Regions from separate parts of the Mus musculus genome. Here region 2 is linked to region 1. A link is a loop called in an ENCODE intact Hi-C map of the cell type or tissue named here. Cell type or tissue: left cerebral cortex. All regions are shown on one strand. Links, peaks and the distances in the headings refer to the core of each region. The heading gives the core; the rest is flanking DNA.

Region 1 (8,039 bases), core at 2,518-5,017:
TCCTAGGAACCTACCATATCTGTTACACTCTGTGACTGTTATAAGGAGCAGCCAGGCTGGATGGTCCTATCCTGGCCAGGTTCCTTGGAGCTCTGACTATAGACTGCTGTTCTGTGAGACCTGAGGCTCTCCTCTGGTTAAACAGTCACCATTGCTTGTCTTTTGGGCTTAGAGTTAAGGTAATGGTGTGATTCTCCAGCCAAAGTACTCAGCCCTTACATTTTGAAGTCCTGCAAATTCTGGCTGGTGATCAAAGGCAGTCCATCAATAATAACAACAAAAATTGTCAATTGGTAGCACATGTTGGTATCAAGAACCGAGCCTCTGTCTCCTAGCAACAGGACTCAGTGCTCTGCTCATTGCCCCATCTTTAGCTCCATCCAGGCTTTCTTACCAGGCTCTGGAACAAGACCTGGCTGGAGCATACTGGGCCAGGGTCCTGTCCCTACAGCTTCTAGGCTGCATGCTGATCTTTAGGTCAAGGGTGCTATTCATATTCTGGAGGCTCCATTTGCAGCCTCATTTTAATCTCTCTTATCCTTTCCACAACTCCTGCCACCATGCAGTCTGAGGTAGAGGATTGTGTTTCTTCAGCATCCCTGTCTTGTGAATTCTTGGAATTGTCTCCATTCTGGATCCTGAGACCCAAGCTCCCTTACCATCCCTCTCTGAGGGAATCATCAGCACCTGACATGAACCCTACTTCTTAAACTTTCCCCAACATTGCAGCCACAAAAATCCCAAGGCAACATAGAACAACTTGTGCATCTCAGTGTGCCCTGGCTCCAACTGCTGTCACCACCACCTCTCCTTGGGACAGAGAAGGTTCAATTTACCCTTCCACAACTCAGAGAAGATTACATCTGTCCTGTAAAGACTTTTCAAATAAAGACCACTACTGTAGCAACATTACTGGGTGGGCAACCAACCAGTATTTTAAGAAACAAATAGGACAGAACAGAAAATACCAGAGGGAATAAGAGGGCAAGTGCTGTTTGTGAAGCTTTTCTTTCAGGTGTGTGTGTGAGTGAGTGTGTGTGTGTGTGTGTGTGTGTGTGTGAGAGAGAGAGAGAGAGAGAGAGAGAGAGAGAGAGAGAGAGAGAGAGAGAAGAGACAGAGAGAAAGAGAGAGAGACAGAGAGAGAGACAGAGAGAGAGACAGAGAGAGAGAGAGAGAGAGAGAGAGAGAGAGAGAGAGAGAGAGAGAGACAGAAGAGGGAGAAGAGGGGGGTGTGTACTAAGGATGGCACCAAAATCTGTCTGTTGACACATCTCACAGAAGCTCTCCCAGCCCATACCTTACAACACCCCAGGACTCAACCTTGGGTTGAACATGCCAACAGAATGACCGAGTGATGGCTCATTGGTTCAGAGCTCTTGTTGCTCTCCCAGAGGGCTGGGTTCCAGTACTCACATGGTGACTCACAACTACCTGTGATCCCAGTTCCAGAGGGACCTGATGCCCTCTGCTGGCCTCTGAGGCATGAAAACAGTGCACAAAACTGCACACATGCAAGTGCCACCCCCTCCCCCCATACACACTCATAAATAAAAAATAAGTAAGTCTGTTTTAGAAAGCCCTCAAAGGTTCCAACAGTACCTTGACTCTTTCTCACCACAATACCTGGCTCATGGATGTGATTGCATTTTCCTTGCTATTCTTCAAACCTGAACTTCTCAGGGAGAGAGAAATCTAAGTATAATTGTTTTTCTGGTCCCACATGCCTGACATCGAGTAGATACCCAATAAAAGCATGTTGTGTGAAGGATGTCTGTCTCTGAGAAGAATTTCAGGGAAGACAGGATGAAGTGGAGTATGCATGGATTTAGAGCTTTGTTCCTTTTGCAGGTTAAAAGGCTTTGATCAACAGAAGGCATATGACAGCAGTTTCAGACAGCCATTTTCAACTTTGTAGAACCTGGCTGAGGGACCCCCCCTCCTTAGGTTAGGGGGGAGAGAGATATGTCTATCTGGAATATTCGAGACAAAATGTGCTACCACCCTGCCCTCCTGACAATGTCAGGATGTCTGGTTTCTGCAGACTGTCCTCCCTACAGGAAAGTGAGACTGGGGAAGCTATCCTGGAGAAGATGGTACCCAGAAAACCTGGATCTTAGTTAAACAGGAAATGGAAGTCAGAAATTAGTGGGAAACCCCCTTGGTAGGCATGTTCATATTACAGAGAGACCATTACCAGGGGCTAGGCAGTGAGAAGCCTGACTCCATTTCACTAGCACTGTTTTGGATGTATATGTGCTTCTGAGAGCAAGTACTTGTGCATTCTATGCATGTGTGCACGTGTGCATGGCAAATATGCATGTGCATATTCATTCATGTGGCTGTGGCCATGCGACATGTATGTATGTCTATGCATGTGTGTGCACATGCATGTGTGGTCACATGCTGTACATGTATGCACATGTATATTTTTGCATGTGTGCATGCACATGTGTGCTCTATATAGCATACATGTGTGTATATGTGTGCATGTATGTGGAGGTATGTGTGACCATGTAGCATGCATGTGAATGTCAGTGCCTTGTGCATGTACCTATGTAGGGGAGTGTGTGCCTATAGCCACATGATATACATGTAGCTTGTGTAGAAACAAGCTTGTGGCATGCATGTATCCAAGTGGAGTGTGTATGGAGTTCAGCTATGTGGTGTGCGTGTGTGCATGAACATGGTGCGCATGTGGAGTGCGTATGTGTCTGCGTATGTATACAACCTGGGTACTTGCCCTCCTTCAGCCCCTCAGCAACGTTCTCTATGTCCTGGTCTGTTTAAATGCCACACTGGACCAGGGTGCAAGGGGAAAGGCTTATGCTGGTATGCACCAAGTAGCTTGTGGGGAAAAGCCTCCATTTCTAATGAGATCTTGTGTGGGGGTACCACCCCTTCCCATGCAGAACAAACACCAATGAGAAGCCTAACTGGGCCTGCTGTTAGCATGTTCACTGGTGCACAGGAAGGGAATGGAATCGACCTTCATGGCCATGGACCTACAGGGCCACCTGGGGAAAACACCAGCTTTTAGAGTTTCTTCCTGGAGTGCAAGGAACTTACAAGGGAAAGTGGAAGTGACCCGATTCCGCTGGTTTACAGGGGCAAACCCGTTGTCCAACGGCAGGAATGCACATCAGAGTTGTAGTCTTCGCTACCCTCCTCAGAAAACCAGACCAGGGACTTTATCCTGCACACACTCTGGAAAATGGATGAGAGAGAGGAACCACAGGCCATGGCCTGGGGGCAGAGGCTGTGGTACACGGGAGTCAAGGAAGTGCATCAGGAAGATGCAAAGGAATGTCTTCTTAGGGTAGACACACAGAGCCCACAGGATGGCAAGTTCTAGAGACAGGGTGCAGGTGCGCTCAGATGCTCTCTGGTGGGCTCAGAGCAACAAGGCATACTCAGGAGCCCTGGTGCTGGGCACAAATGGGAAACAGGCTGAAAGCATTATTTGCTTTGAATAAACTTTCGGTTCACTTTCCGGATCAATACCAAACAAGGTCTGGGACCCCAGCGTCCCAGGCCTTTGGTGGAAGACTCTCGCGTGGGGGGGGGGGGGGGGGAAGGGGGTCCCAAGTCACCTAACTTCCCGCTGGCCCTGAGGGTCTTGCGCGCCCAGAGCCCAGGCTACGAGGATGCTGGGCCGTCTCTGTCGCCATCCAGAGGCTCGGCTAGGGCGCGGCGTCCCCTCTGCTCGCCTCCCTCGCCGGTCCCGGGCCAGTGCGAGGCCCCGCCACGCCGGGCACGCGCTCCAGGCGCGCCCCTCGTACTGGTGACGGGGCGCGCTGAGCCGGGGCGCGCAGCGACGCCCAGAGCCGCGGGCTGGCGTCCCCGGGCGGGCGAGCACGGGCGCGGGCGGCGCGGGCGCGGCGCGGGGCGGGCGGCGCGGGGCGCAGTGGGCCGGGGCCCGGGCGCGGCGGCGGCGGCGGAGAAGGAGGAGGAGGAGGAGGACGAGGAAGAGGAGGAGGAGGAGGACGAGGAGGAGGATGGCACGCGCGGGGCCCGCACGTGGAGGCCGGCGCGGGGGCGCGGGCAGGGCCGGCTGCTGAGAAGCGCTGCTGCCCCCCGCGCGGGCACCGCGGCTTCAATGGCGCCATCGCCCAGGACCAGCAGCCGGCAAGATGCGACCGCCCTGCCCAGCATGTCCTCAACTTTTTGGGCATTCATGATCCTGGCCAGCCTGCTCATCGCCTACTGCAGTGAGTACCGTGCACCCGGGCCCCATAAGGGCCTCGGGTCCTCCAAGCGGCCCCAGCCCCAGCCCCGGCGGGGCGCCCCGCGTCGGTGCGGAGTTGCGAGCGCGTGGCGCGCGGTCCCGGGTCTTGGCCGCTGTTCCGCTGGCCCGGGAGGGCTTGGTGCAGGCGGCTCCGGGGTCCAGACACTCCGCGGCCGGGCACAGCAGCCCCGGCGAGCTTCCGCGGACTAGCCAGCAGGGCCGGCATCAGGCCCAGGCAGGCACAGCGCGTCCCTGCGCGGCGGTGCCCGGTGTCCGCCGTGCGGTCGCCGCTCCGGCCCAGGCTAGCGACCGAGCGGAGCTTCCCGCCGGCGACACTCCCTCCGGGGACTTATGGGGACGCAGCAACCGAGCCCGAGCGGGACTCCTCGGGCAGGACCGCGGCTTGGGTTCCTCCGACGCGTGGTGGAGCCTCTGCCTTGCTAGGAAGCGGGCTCGCCAGATGCTTTCTGTAAAAGGAGAAGTAAGGGAACGGATGCCTCTGGAGGGGAGGGCCCGCTACCGCTGCAAGGGTGGTTCGGAGGAATGAACTGACGACCCAGTGGGTCTGGCAAGGGCTGCGGAGGGAGGTGCGGGCTGGTCGGAGCCTGGCACGGGGTTCTGGAGCTGGGCTTAGGCTGGGACCCGGACGATGGGTGATCTTATCAGTAGGTCTTATCTGGGTACCGATAATCTGAGTCCTGGGTACAGTCTTGGGGCTGGTGTAGTATGGGTAGGCATCATCTTGGCTGGTGTCTGCTGACTGTCGGAAGCTGTTGGGGTGGGTAGAGGCTGGTTAGAGTCCCGGGCATAGGCTCTATAAGAGATGGGCGCTTGCCTGGTTACAGTTTCTGCCTTCCTTCCCGTCTCTGCGGGAAGAAAAACTAGTGCCAGTGAACACCTGTCATGAAAAAAATGCCACAGGCAAGGGAGGTGATGACAAAATATGGATTCTTTACTAATTTAAAATAAAAGGCCATCACCAAGTGGTTCCTCTCACTCCTCCCTCCTTTCCCCGGCCATCGCTCGAGCCTGGGGCCTCCTAGTTCCCAATCCTAGCTCTGAAATGAAATTGCAGCAGTCTTGAGACTCAAGTCGAGGCCGAATATGTCATCAGAGTCCTGGGACAACTCTGAATGGGGATAGCTCAACCCCCAACATGGTCGAGGCATCTTAAGGGAAATGCTAGTGAGCCCAGAGGAACTACTCAGTCTGCATATGCCTGTGCTGCTGTGGCGCCTTGAGGTTCATCAAGCAAGAGACTGGCTGCTGACAGTATTCTAACCTGGCTGCCCTAGGATAGGGAAAGGAAGCTGGTGGGCTGAGCCACAGGAGAGTACTCACTGCTTAGCCTTCTGTAGCCTGCCGGCTTCTTTCAGGGGCTTCTTCCCAGGTACCATTGAGCCTAGATTCCTTAATGATACAGGACGGGTTAAAGATGGGTAAACTCCAGAGATAGACAGGTGATACCAGGATGAAATGCACTTCCTGGTGTTGTCCCAGGAGTGGCACATTCAGCAGTGGGGGAGGGGCACGGGGCGCGGAAACCTGGAGCTGGCTGCTCTTCCTAGGCAGATTCTGGTAACACTGTCCTTGGGTCAGCCCGAGAGCCCAGAGCTGTAGACTGGGCTCATAGAGGCAGCTCTGCATGTTGAAAAGGGACAGCCATCCACTGTTACTGACTGAGTGACAACCCAGCCCTTGACCTCAACACTCTCCTCTTCAGGGAGCCACCAAGCTGGGGCCTTGTATGCACTCCCAGCTAGTATAGCCTTTGTCCCTTGTTTCCTAGCTTCGGCCCCACTTCGTCCTGTTGGCTTGCTTCTTGATCTGACTATAGGGAAGTAATGTCATATATTCAGAGAAAAGGGCAGCCCTATCTTCCTGCAAGTTGGTTCTCTGCTATAAGGGCAGTCGGTAAGAATGACTTATCCAGAAGAGCAGAAGTCCTTAATAACGAAGCTTCTGAACAGCCACATTTTGATAGCTGTTTCCATCCCCACGTAATGGAATAATTGACAATAAGCTAACGTTTTCAGACACACCCCATTACACCAGAAATGCAATTGGAGAAATTAAAGCATTTCTCTAAAATACAAAATAACATCATCATAATTTATAGCTGGGAATTGGAATCCTAGAGAAAAAGATATTTCTTTTTTTCCTCCCCCCCCCCTTAGAATTGATAATGCATAGAAAATGATAATTAGATAGTTCTTGCGATTTCCAGCCTTTCTTCCAACACATCTGGGATGAAAGATAGTTAGCATCTTTGTGTGCAAGATGTTTCAGCGAGGACTTTTATTACCCTAAGTGTCTTTCTGCTACTGAGCGGAGACACTTAGGAAGCCAGCGTCCATCTTTTAGGGCTCAGTAATGCTGCCCTACGGTGTGTATGTTTCTCTGTAACACACACGGATCTCACTTCCTGGCGCTAAGTGGAGGAAACTAGATTATTTCCTGGCCTGGTTTCTGCTGGGGGGCTCAACAGCTCTTGCCCATTGGACACCCTTCTTTGCTATGTGCTTAAGAGTCATATTAAGGAGGTGGGCTCCACCCTCTGGCTAGTGAAAGACCTGCAGTCCACCAATTAGGCTGGTTGCTATGGTGACGCAGCCTTGTCATTTTCAGGGATTGGGGAAGAATTGCCAGGAAAAGGAAAAAAAAAAGAGGGGGGGGGCTGTGAGGCTGCCTTTAAAATGGGTGCTCTATTTCATGTGTGCTAAATGTTACTCGCAAAGTCCGCTTTATAAAGCAAGCACCCAGCTGCTTACCAAGGTCTGTGGGTAAAGTTAGATGATGCTTGAGGTGAGAAGAGAGAACCTGCTTTATTCTGGGCAGAGGAAACTCCTCAGACCCGGCTTAGAAGGAGCTGATGTATTTGAATTGCTCCAGTGTGTGGAGCAGGGAGGTCAGCTGGCCAGACACCCTTGTTGAATGAGGTAGGACCTGGGGCTGGCGTGCTGTGTGCTTGTAGCATGTGTTGGAGATTATAGCAGCAAGGAAACTCAGAGAAAAAGATGAGCTTTGTGACCCCCGATCCTTGACTTTGATTCTTGCAAGTGGTGTTTAATTCAGGAATGAAGGGATCTGTGCTTTATAGCATAGATGGCAAGTTCCGTCTTTAAAGCTGCGTGGTGGACAAGTGCTCCTGGCATGTAAATGCCGCAAGGACAGCCTCATTTCAGAACACCGGGGAGTTCAGTGGAGGAGAGACAGTGGGCCCGCCTCTTTAACATAGAGTTGTTTTTTCCCCCTCAAATAAATCCTGTTAGAATTGAATTGTGCCGTTCAGTTAAATCTCATGTCCACAGCTGCGAGTAGAAGAAATTACAAACAAGTTTTGAATTGTTTTTAATCCATTAGAATACTAACCGAGCGTAGGCACTTTGATGGTCCCCAACACGCATTTCCTTTACAAATACAATTTGTGGCATACTTAGTGCGGACAGCAATGTGCTGTACTCCTGCTGATCAAATGTGATTTCTGAAGTTCTCAAGGAGGTAAAATTGAAAAGACCACAGGCTTCACAAAGTGATGCCTTTCTGGAAGTAGCGCTCCCTTTCACTTCCTGCCTCCTGTGCCCTATGTTTTTATTTGATGAACATCTAGCGGGAAATACACTGTTTCTTTCAGCCACATAAAGTAACTATAGGCTGTATTCCCTAGCTGGACTCAGAGCCGGGAAGGGGGCGGGGTACACATGGAGACAGGCATTTTGCATCCTTTGAGGGTTTTCTGTTTAGAAACCTGCAGGAATCAACTTGGACTTGACTATCCCTTGCTCTCGTTCAGAGCTAGGGCTGCTCCTGGACA
Region 2 (8,039 bases), core at 2,766-5,265, 180 kb before region 1:
ATGGGTAGATGGGTGTGTGGGTAGAGGGTGTGTGGATAGATGAGTGTGTGGGTGGATGGGTGTGTGGCTGGATGGGTGTGTGGCTGGATGGGTGTGGGGGTAGAAGGATGGTTAGATGGATGAATGGGTACATGAATAGAAGAACATATGGCAGTGTGGGTAAATGAAAGAGAAGAGGGATGACTTAATGGAAGAATCAATAGGCAGATTGACAAGTGAAATGACTAGACAGATGACTGAATGAATGGAGAGAAAGTAGTCTCATTTTCTTTCAATTGTGATGAGACTATGATTAAAGGCAAATTGAGGAAGAAAGGGTTTATTTGGCTTACACATTCAAATCACAGTTCATCATTGAAGGGCACCAAGATGGAAACTTAAGGCAGGGACCCGGAAGTAGGAACTGAAACAGAGGCCATGAAAGAACACTACTTACTGCCTTGCTCCACATGGCTTGCTCAACCTTCTTTCTTATACCTCTGGAACACCTGCCTAGGAATGACAACGCCCATAGTGGGCTGGGCTCTCCCTCATCAATCAATCAATCAATCAATCAATCAATCAATCAATCAATCAAGAAAATACTTTTACAGCCTTAGCTATAGGCAAATATGATGGAGGCATTTTCTCAGTTAAAATTTCCTCTTCCCAAATGACTGTAGCTTGTGTCAAGTTGACAAAACAACCAACCAGACAAGCAAACAAACAACCAGCACACAGGGGTAGGTATGTAGGTAGAGGAACGGATGGAATGGGTAGATGGAGGAAAGAAAAGGGAAGGAAGAATGAGCAGATTAATGAATGGAGGGATGTTTGCAGGAATGGAAGATAGAGGGAACAGTCTACTGTCTCATACAACCTGGGGCTACCTGCCCAGAGGCGGCACTGCCCGCATTAAAGAGAAAAACTGAAGAGAGAAGTGACTGAGCCGTTGTAGAGGGAATATCTTGTGTCTATATGGAGGTGGCACCTGTCGATAAATCTGATGGCCTATAGCTTAGGCAGGAAATAGGAGATGGGACATCCCAGAGAAGAAAGGGTTCTGGGATAGTGCCAGTTGCAGATTTGCCTGTGATTCTTGAAGAGACAGTCACATGGTACCTGACCACAGGTAGCTGGCCACATGGCAGAATGTAGATTAGAATAACTGGATTATTTTGAATTGTGAGCTAGTCAAAAAGCCTAGCTATATGGCCAAGGTATCTACAAATATATTTTAAGTCTGAGCCTTATTTCCAGGAACATGGGGCTGGGAGGGAGAACCAATCCTGACTTCTGCAAGCCATAGCCTTACAATGAGGCGTTGTCTTGATGGTGGCATGGGATGTGTGACAACAAAAGACTTGGAGGGACTGATGCTCTGCACGGGATACCTCCCAGTCACATGGATATGTGGTTGCAGAAGCCAGACTTGGGTTGCTGGAAGTCATTTGTGAGGAGGACTCTTTTCTGTTTAACAGACACAAATCCCCTCGCGCATGTGAAGCAAAGCTTAGAATTTACTGTTTTCAATAACCGAGGTCCCTTCAGGCTGTATTGACTTTCAAGTTCTGCTGCACCCAAGGGTTCCATGACACCCTCAGGGTCTCCAGCTCTGCTTTGCTCTCACTTCATTTTCACAGCAGATTTTTTTAAACTGTATTGTCTTTATTTATGTATTTATTTATGTATTTATTTATTTATTTATTTATTTATTTATTTATTTATTTTACAGTTCTGGGAATTGAACCCAGAGCCTTGTTCATGCTAAGCTAGCACTCTCCCAGTGAGCTACACCCCCAGCCCTGCAGCAAATTTTTAACAGTGGCGATTTCCCTCAAGTAAATGAAATTGGTTCTTAGTGTATGAAAACAAACTTTCCAAAGCCAGTTCTATTGTAATTATTTGTGGCTCTCTTAGGAAATGCAGTATACAGACAGATACAAAATTACATTAGCTATATTCACATTTAATGAGATGTGTGGGAGTGATTAGGGCAGGAAAATATCTAGAAAACACTTCCCGGGGCCAATAATAATAAGGATGACACACTACGAATTATAGACACTAACAGACAGATTTTCTCGTATGACAAGATTCCATCCCGCCGGGATCCAAGCCCAGGTAGAAGAGACACCACCCCGCCCCAGCTTTTCCATCACTGGTTCTCAGCTTACCTGCCTTGACTAGATTTGACCTGTGCTCATCACCGAGTCTTTGAGGAGTCAGAACTCCGTGGCTTTAGAAAGGGTGTCAATGTCACCCAAGTGAAAAAAGTGGAGAGTAGAAGGGGAAAGGCTTGGAGCCAGGGAAAGGCCAACGATTCATGTGTCAGAACACTCATGAGCTCATTACATTAGGTGGGAGTTCTGCTTGATGGGGTGACATAGAAAGTGAGTCTGTAAGTTCAAATTTCTCAACCTTTGGCCAATGAAGTATGAGTTGAGCTGTCATTGATTGTTTGGTATAGAAGCCTAGGGACTGGCATGTCCTCTGCTCAAAGCCCTGGGGAGTGATACACAGGGGGCGGGGGGTGGGGTGGGGGTTGATCTATTGACCTAGGTCTCTGAGTTCCATATGCTGAGTGGTGGCCAGTGTTTCAATCGTTGGCAAGTGAGTGTGCTTGTTATTGCCGCCTTCCCTGGCCTATGCTGGTGGATAGGCTCAGCATGGAGTTGACATAAGATGCATATAGGATGCTGTTTCCAGATACATACACTACTTCAGGGAGTGGTAAAAACCAAAGGCTAGGGGAAAAAAAACCAGGAATAATAGTCACTCTAGTATCCCTGACTTAACTTGACCTGCCATTCATAACTGCTTTTCTTCACTCTGTTTTTGTAATATACCCATGGTATACAGTGATACGTTTTGAAAAGACATTTTCACACAAGTATATCATGATCTTTGATAAGACTCACCCCTATGTTAATTGAGTTTTCCATCTCTGTGACAGATGCCTGACAAAAAGCAGCTAGAAAGGAAAGGAGGGTTTCCTGGCTCAGTTTGAAGGTGCTGTCTCCACTGTGGCTGGCAAGATACCGCAGCAGGAGCGCCAGGCAGCTGGCTACATTGTATCCATTGTAAAGTAGCAAAGTGATAGTAACTTTCTGATTCTGGTCCAGGACCTCAGCTCAAGGAGTGGTCCTGCTCACTTTCAGAGCAGCCTTTTCCTTCTCAGTTATGCCTCCCTGGAAACACCTTGACGGACACATCCAGAGGTGTCTTCTAAGTGATTCAAACTATAATCGAATTGACAGTGAAGATGGATCATGATGAGACCACCATTGCCAACCTGACAGGCAGACACATTACATTTTTTAAGGTTCATTCAAAAAAATGTTGAGAATTTCATACACGGGTACCATATTTACATCATTACCTCCTCTTGCTCTCCCCACTGACAATCTTCCCAAGACCTCCATCTCCCCTTCAAATTCATAACCTTTTAAAATTACTGTTTATAATTATTGTATATATTATTACTATATTGCACATGTAAATGCATCCTGCTGAGTTGATTTAGTGTTGTTCAAATGCATATGCATTTAAGTTCAACCACTGGGATTGGATAACCTGCTGGGGGCACATTCCCAAAGAAAGACTGAATTCTCCCTCAGCAGCCATTAGCAGCCTATAGCTCATCAAGGGGTGGGGCCCTGTGTGACTTTTCTCGTCCAAGCCGCTGTGTCAGCTGTTTTGATTGTGCAGGTCTTATTCAGATGATCATATTAAAAAGTTTGAGATTAATTTTTTTTTTCAATTATGTGCATGTGTCTGAGGGCAGGGAGTGCATGTCAGTGCAGTGTCTGCAAGAGGCCAGTAGAGGGCATTGGAACCCCTGTGAGCAGGTGTCACAGGTGGTTGGGAACTGCTCCCTGTACCGTCTCACCAGCCTCAAATACATCCCTTTTAAACTGTACTATTCCACCTTACCTGTGAAGGCTCATGGTCACTTCATATTGCAAAGTGCATCTAGTTCGTCTGCGAGAGCCCTAACCTTCTGGGTTGATTGGATGCTTCGTGATACTTGCTGCTCTTCAAGTAACCCAGTGATTGGGTTGGCATTTGCCCAGAGAGATGGCTCAGCAGGGAAAGGTACTTGCTGCCAAGCCTACCACCTGGGCTCCTTTCCTGATCCCCACAGGGTAGAAAAAGAGCAGAGGATCTCACAGGTTGTTTTTTGACCTCGGCATGAGCATAGTGGCACATGAATGTTCATACACACACGTGCATACACACACAGACACACATGCACACACACACAGAGGGAGAGAGAGAGAGAGAGAGAGAGAGAGAAGCACATGTGCACACATAACACACACACAGACACACAGAAGCTCATGCGCACACAAAATAAATAACTAAAATGTAATTACAAAGTTGCTAATGGTGATTTCTTCCACTTCATAGAAAATCTAAGAAACTTATCACCCTTAACATTTTAATTCACAATCTTGATGGAGTGTTTGCATTGAACTTTGGCTGTGACATACACAATATTAGTCACACACACATTAATGTAATTTATCAATTATTCATACTATATGTACATAATTTTACACATATACAAATTTCATAAAAATTATTTTATTTCTTGTATGTAGGTAGTACTCAACAGTGATTTTAATATATGAATTTATGTAAATGTTTGGTGGATATCTCTTTCAAATATTAAGGCCCATATGTTTCCATTTTCCTCAGTTTTCTAATAATTCTACTTTCCATTTCTATTATTATGATTTTTTTCTTTAAGGATCCCTAAGATTTCATCGTAATAATAAAATCTATCAATTGCGAATTTCATCAATTTTTCTGTGAAATTGTATTCACTTTACCTTCAACTTTTGAAGTTTACCTGTCTGAATAGAAACAAATTAATGATTATTTTCTTTGCCTAGACTGTAAACATCTCATTATCTTTTGACTTCCATAGTTGGTATCTATCTAGATACCAAGATATTAAGTGTCAGCACACATTTTCCCCTGCAACTTTTATCCCTTGTTTTATGAATTTTTGTTACAAAATTCTCAAAGACAATTTGAGATAAAATATACATACATACAGATTGATAGATGGTGATGATATAGATAAATAGATAGATGATAGATGGATGGATTGGTAGTAGATACATACATACATACATACATACATACACATACATGATACATAGATGATGATGGATAGATAGATGATCCAAATAGATAGATGATTATAGGTAGACAGATAGGAGTTTTAGGTGGCTGTATTTCCCTTTAATTGTCTATGCTGTATTTTTTTAGACTTCGTGAATCTAAATTCATCAGCATTGGGGGTAATTTTCTCACAGTAGCTTTGGTAGATGCTACTGCACCATTCATGCTATTTATTAATTTCTACAGGATTTCAGATAAAAGTCTTTTAGAAGTTATTTTCATTGTATGTGTATGGCTGTTTTGCCTACATGGAAATCTGTACACCATGTGCATGCAGTACCCACGGAGGCCAGAAGGTGGCGGTGGATTCCCTGGGACTGGAGTTACAGACGGTTGTGAGCTACCACGTGGGTGCTGAAGCTAAAACCTAGGTCCTCTGCAAGAGCACCCAGTGTTCTTAACTGCAGAGCCATCTCTGCAGCCCCAGATAACAGGCTTTTGACCCTCCTACTCTTACCATATGTCTCTTAAAATGGCTTCTGTGTTCCCACCGTTTGCACTTTCTGGATTTTCTGGGTGACCTTCCCTTCAGATCCTACTGTTCCTTGCCCTTCACCTTTGCACAAGCTACTGGCAAACACATCAAATAGATTTGTAGCTTCTTGTTGCATTTTTATGTTTCGAGGTTTCTGTTTGCTGATTTAGAAAGTGCTTTGCCTTGATTTTTTACTACTTCCAGTTCCCTGCAGAAAACCAACGTGTGACTTCTCCCTCTCTGCCTGCAAACACGGAACACATAATCAAAAGATTCGTGTTTACAAAACTCCTGTCTGGATTTCCAGTGCGTCCACTTTCGTTTCGGTTTCATCTTGTGGTTCTTGCTCATGTTGTCCTCTTGTCTCTTCCTGTACCTACTTATCTTTGATTGTGTGTTGGAAATCACTCATGTTGCAGATGTCATTTGAAGCCTGCCTTACATAGATGAAGCATGGCAGAGGCTGGGGTGGTGGCAAAGAGCAAGTGGTCACTCTGAGCTCTGAGAGTCCCTCAGAGAAGCATGCTTCAGAGAAGACTGCATGTTCCAAGGCTCTGCAACCACACAGAGCAACGACCCAAACATGAAAGATGGCAGGTGAGGCAGGTGAGGCAGGTGGCAGGTGATGAGGCAGGCGAGGCAGGCGAGGCAGGTGAGGCAGAGGACGGAGCCTCCTCAGCTGACAGTCTTGTGTTAGCAGTCCTGGATTTTCTCCTAACAATGAGAAGCACTGGATATTGAGTGGAGGGTGAACTGGTAAGGCTGACCGTTACAGGAGCCAGAGGAAATGATGGTGGTCTGGACTGGAGACAGAGGGCTCAGCATGGAGATTGTGGGTGGATGGTCTGAGTGGAATCATGTGACCTGGAGGCTGACTGCCTCTAGGGGCGGGTGGAAAGACACACAATTTGTCGGTGAACATTCTGAGACCTGTGGTTGGTTACTGAAACTCAATAGAACCTAGAAAGGATGTAAGAGTAGGGAACATGGTGTCCACAAAGTGAGGTCAAGGACCGTGAGACTCCAAGTTAAGTAGTCTCTGTACTCCAGGTCATATCTGTCCTTGAGGAACTGCCCTGACAGAGGGTCACTGTGGTCTTGCAGCGATCTGGCCTCTTTAGCATGACGACCCAGACCTGCCAAGTAGTCAGAAAAGGGTGACAGACTGAGAAGATTCCAGGTACAATCTCTGTGGGCCCTGAAAACCACAGCCCACACTGAGAAATGGTGCCCAGCATCAATGGAGCATAGGGAAGACCCTGGAGCATACTGGTGACAGACTGGCTCCCACCTATAAGTGTCCTCCTGGGCTGTGCATGGAAGGGACCGAGGAGGGGAGGAGCGACGTGGGAAGCATTTCCCACAGTCACAGCTATGGGTTCATATCTGGGCGCATCTATCAATCTAGAAGCTGTTATGGGATTCTTGATGCTCATGGGCAGACCGTCTCTAAGAGACCATAGTAGGTAAGGGGCTCATGGTTGTTTCTGAGAATCAGTGATTTCCAGGGGACCCTGCTAGTCACAGAACATTTGTTTAAGGGATTCAAGAATTTGTGAGCCCTCAGTTTCCCAAGGAATTCTGTCTCTGGGATGCATCAATAACTAAGAGGCCTGAGTGTTCCCAGGCAATCTGTCTCCAAATGGCAAGGGAGCTGCCCCTGTGGCCCCATTGCATGTGTCCTTCTGTGTCTGGGCAATGCAGTGTCATGGCTAACTTGAGCCAGGACCCCTCAGTGCAGCTACCCAACTGGCTTCCACCTGGCAGCCTCCGTTTGGATCATGCTGGCAGTCACAGCCACCTTGCTGTGGGCTGGCTGCCATCGGCAGATAGGCCTCCAGCAGAGTGCCAACATCCCTGGGAATCAGCCTCCATGGGTGGCATGGGAGAGAGTTAGGGCCTCTGTGTCCTGAGCTAGCTGGAGCTGAGGCACTGCACTGCCACTAATGTGACTCCCTAGCTGATGGCCCTCCCCCTTCCTCCCTAAGAGTCTTTCCTCATAGTCATACGCAATGGACTCTGTGATCACTAGGTTCAGACTGGCATCCATGGGCAATGTCACCCCTCCACCCCGTTTTGGAGAAAGGTCAAACTTGGAATAAAAACCTATGAAGTCACCGTGGTTCCAGGAAAAGCGATGTCTGCCATAGATCCTGGCCTGGCAGGTGTACGGCCATGGTCTTAAAGCTTCCATGCTGTTGGAATTGCCGTACTAGAGCAAGCGCTTCCCATTCAAAGTTAAACTTTGCTTGACTCCAGGGCTTTCTGGAAGGTGTTTGGTCATGTCGAGGATAAGAAAGCCTAGCACAGTTGCCTCCCACGTGTGTGGTGCATGAAGGTGAGCCAAGAGGTGAAGCTCTCAATGTCTGTTGGGCAATGCCACTTCAGG

Evidence for each region. A loop is a pair of places that touch in the nucleus more often than their neighbours do. Peaks named below come from ENCODE experiments on the same cell type or tissue, not always from the same donor. Only the 100,000 strongest peaks of a DNase experiment are listed, where the experiment ranks them.
Region 2: it touches region 1 in a loop (4-fold over the local background); 11 of 42 quality-filtered maps call a loop at or near these places.

Annotation. Positions count from the first base shown.
Region 1 is chr15:87,540,396-87,548,434 of GRCm38, forward strand. Tafa5 (TAFA chemokine like family member 5) reads left to right here and starts at 3,904. Exons shown (of 4, transcript NM_001252310.1): 1 at 3,904-4,208. The coding sequence starts at 4,097. Gm35471 (a long non-coding RNA gene) reads right to left here and starts at 3,578. Exons shown (of 3, transcript XR_384322.2): 1 at 3,067-3,578. In left cerebral cortex, for the core only: a CTCF peak has its summit at 3,676; DNase peaks (open chromatin) are centred at 3,730, 4,124, 4,689 and 4,934; H3K4me3 peaks cover 1,574 bases; H3K27ac peaks cover 1,005 bases.
Region 2 is chr15:87,362,108-87,370,146 of GRCm38, forward strand. No RefSeq gene overlaps it. Among named protein-coding and RNA genes, the nearest start is that of Gm35422, 100 kb to the right of the region's middle. In left cerebral cortex, for the core only: a CTCF peak has its summit at 3,803 (motif pointing right); a DNase peak (open chromatin) is centred at 3,810.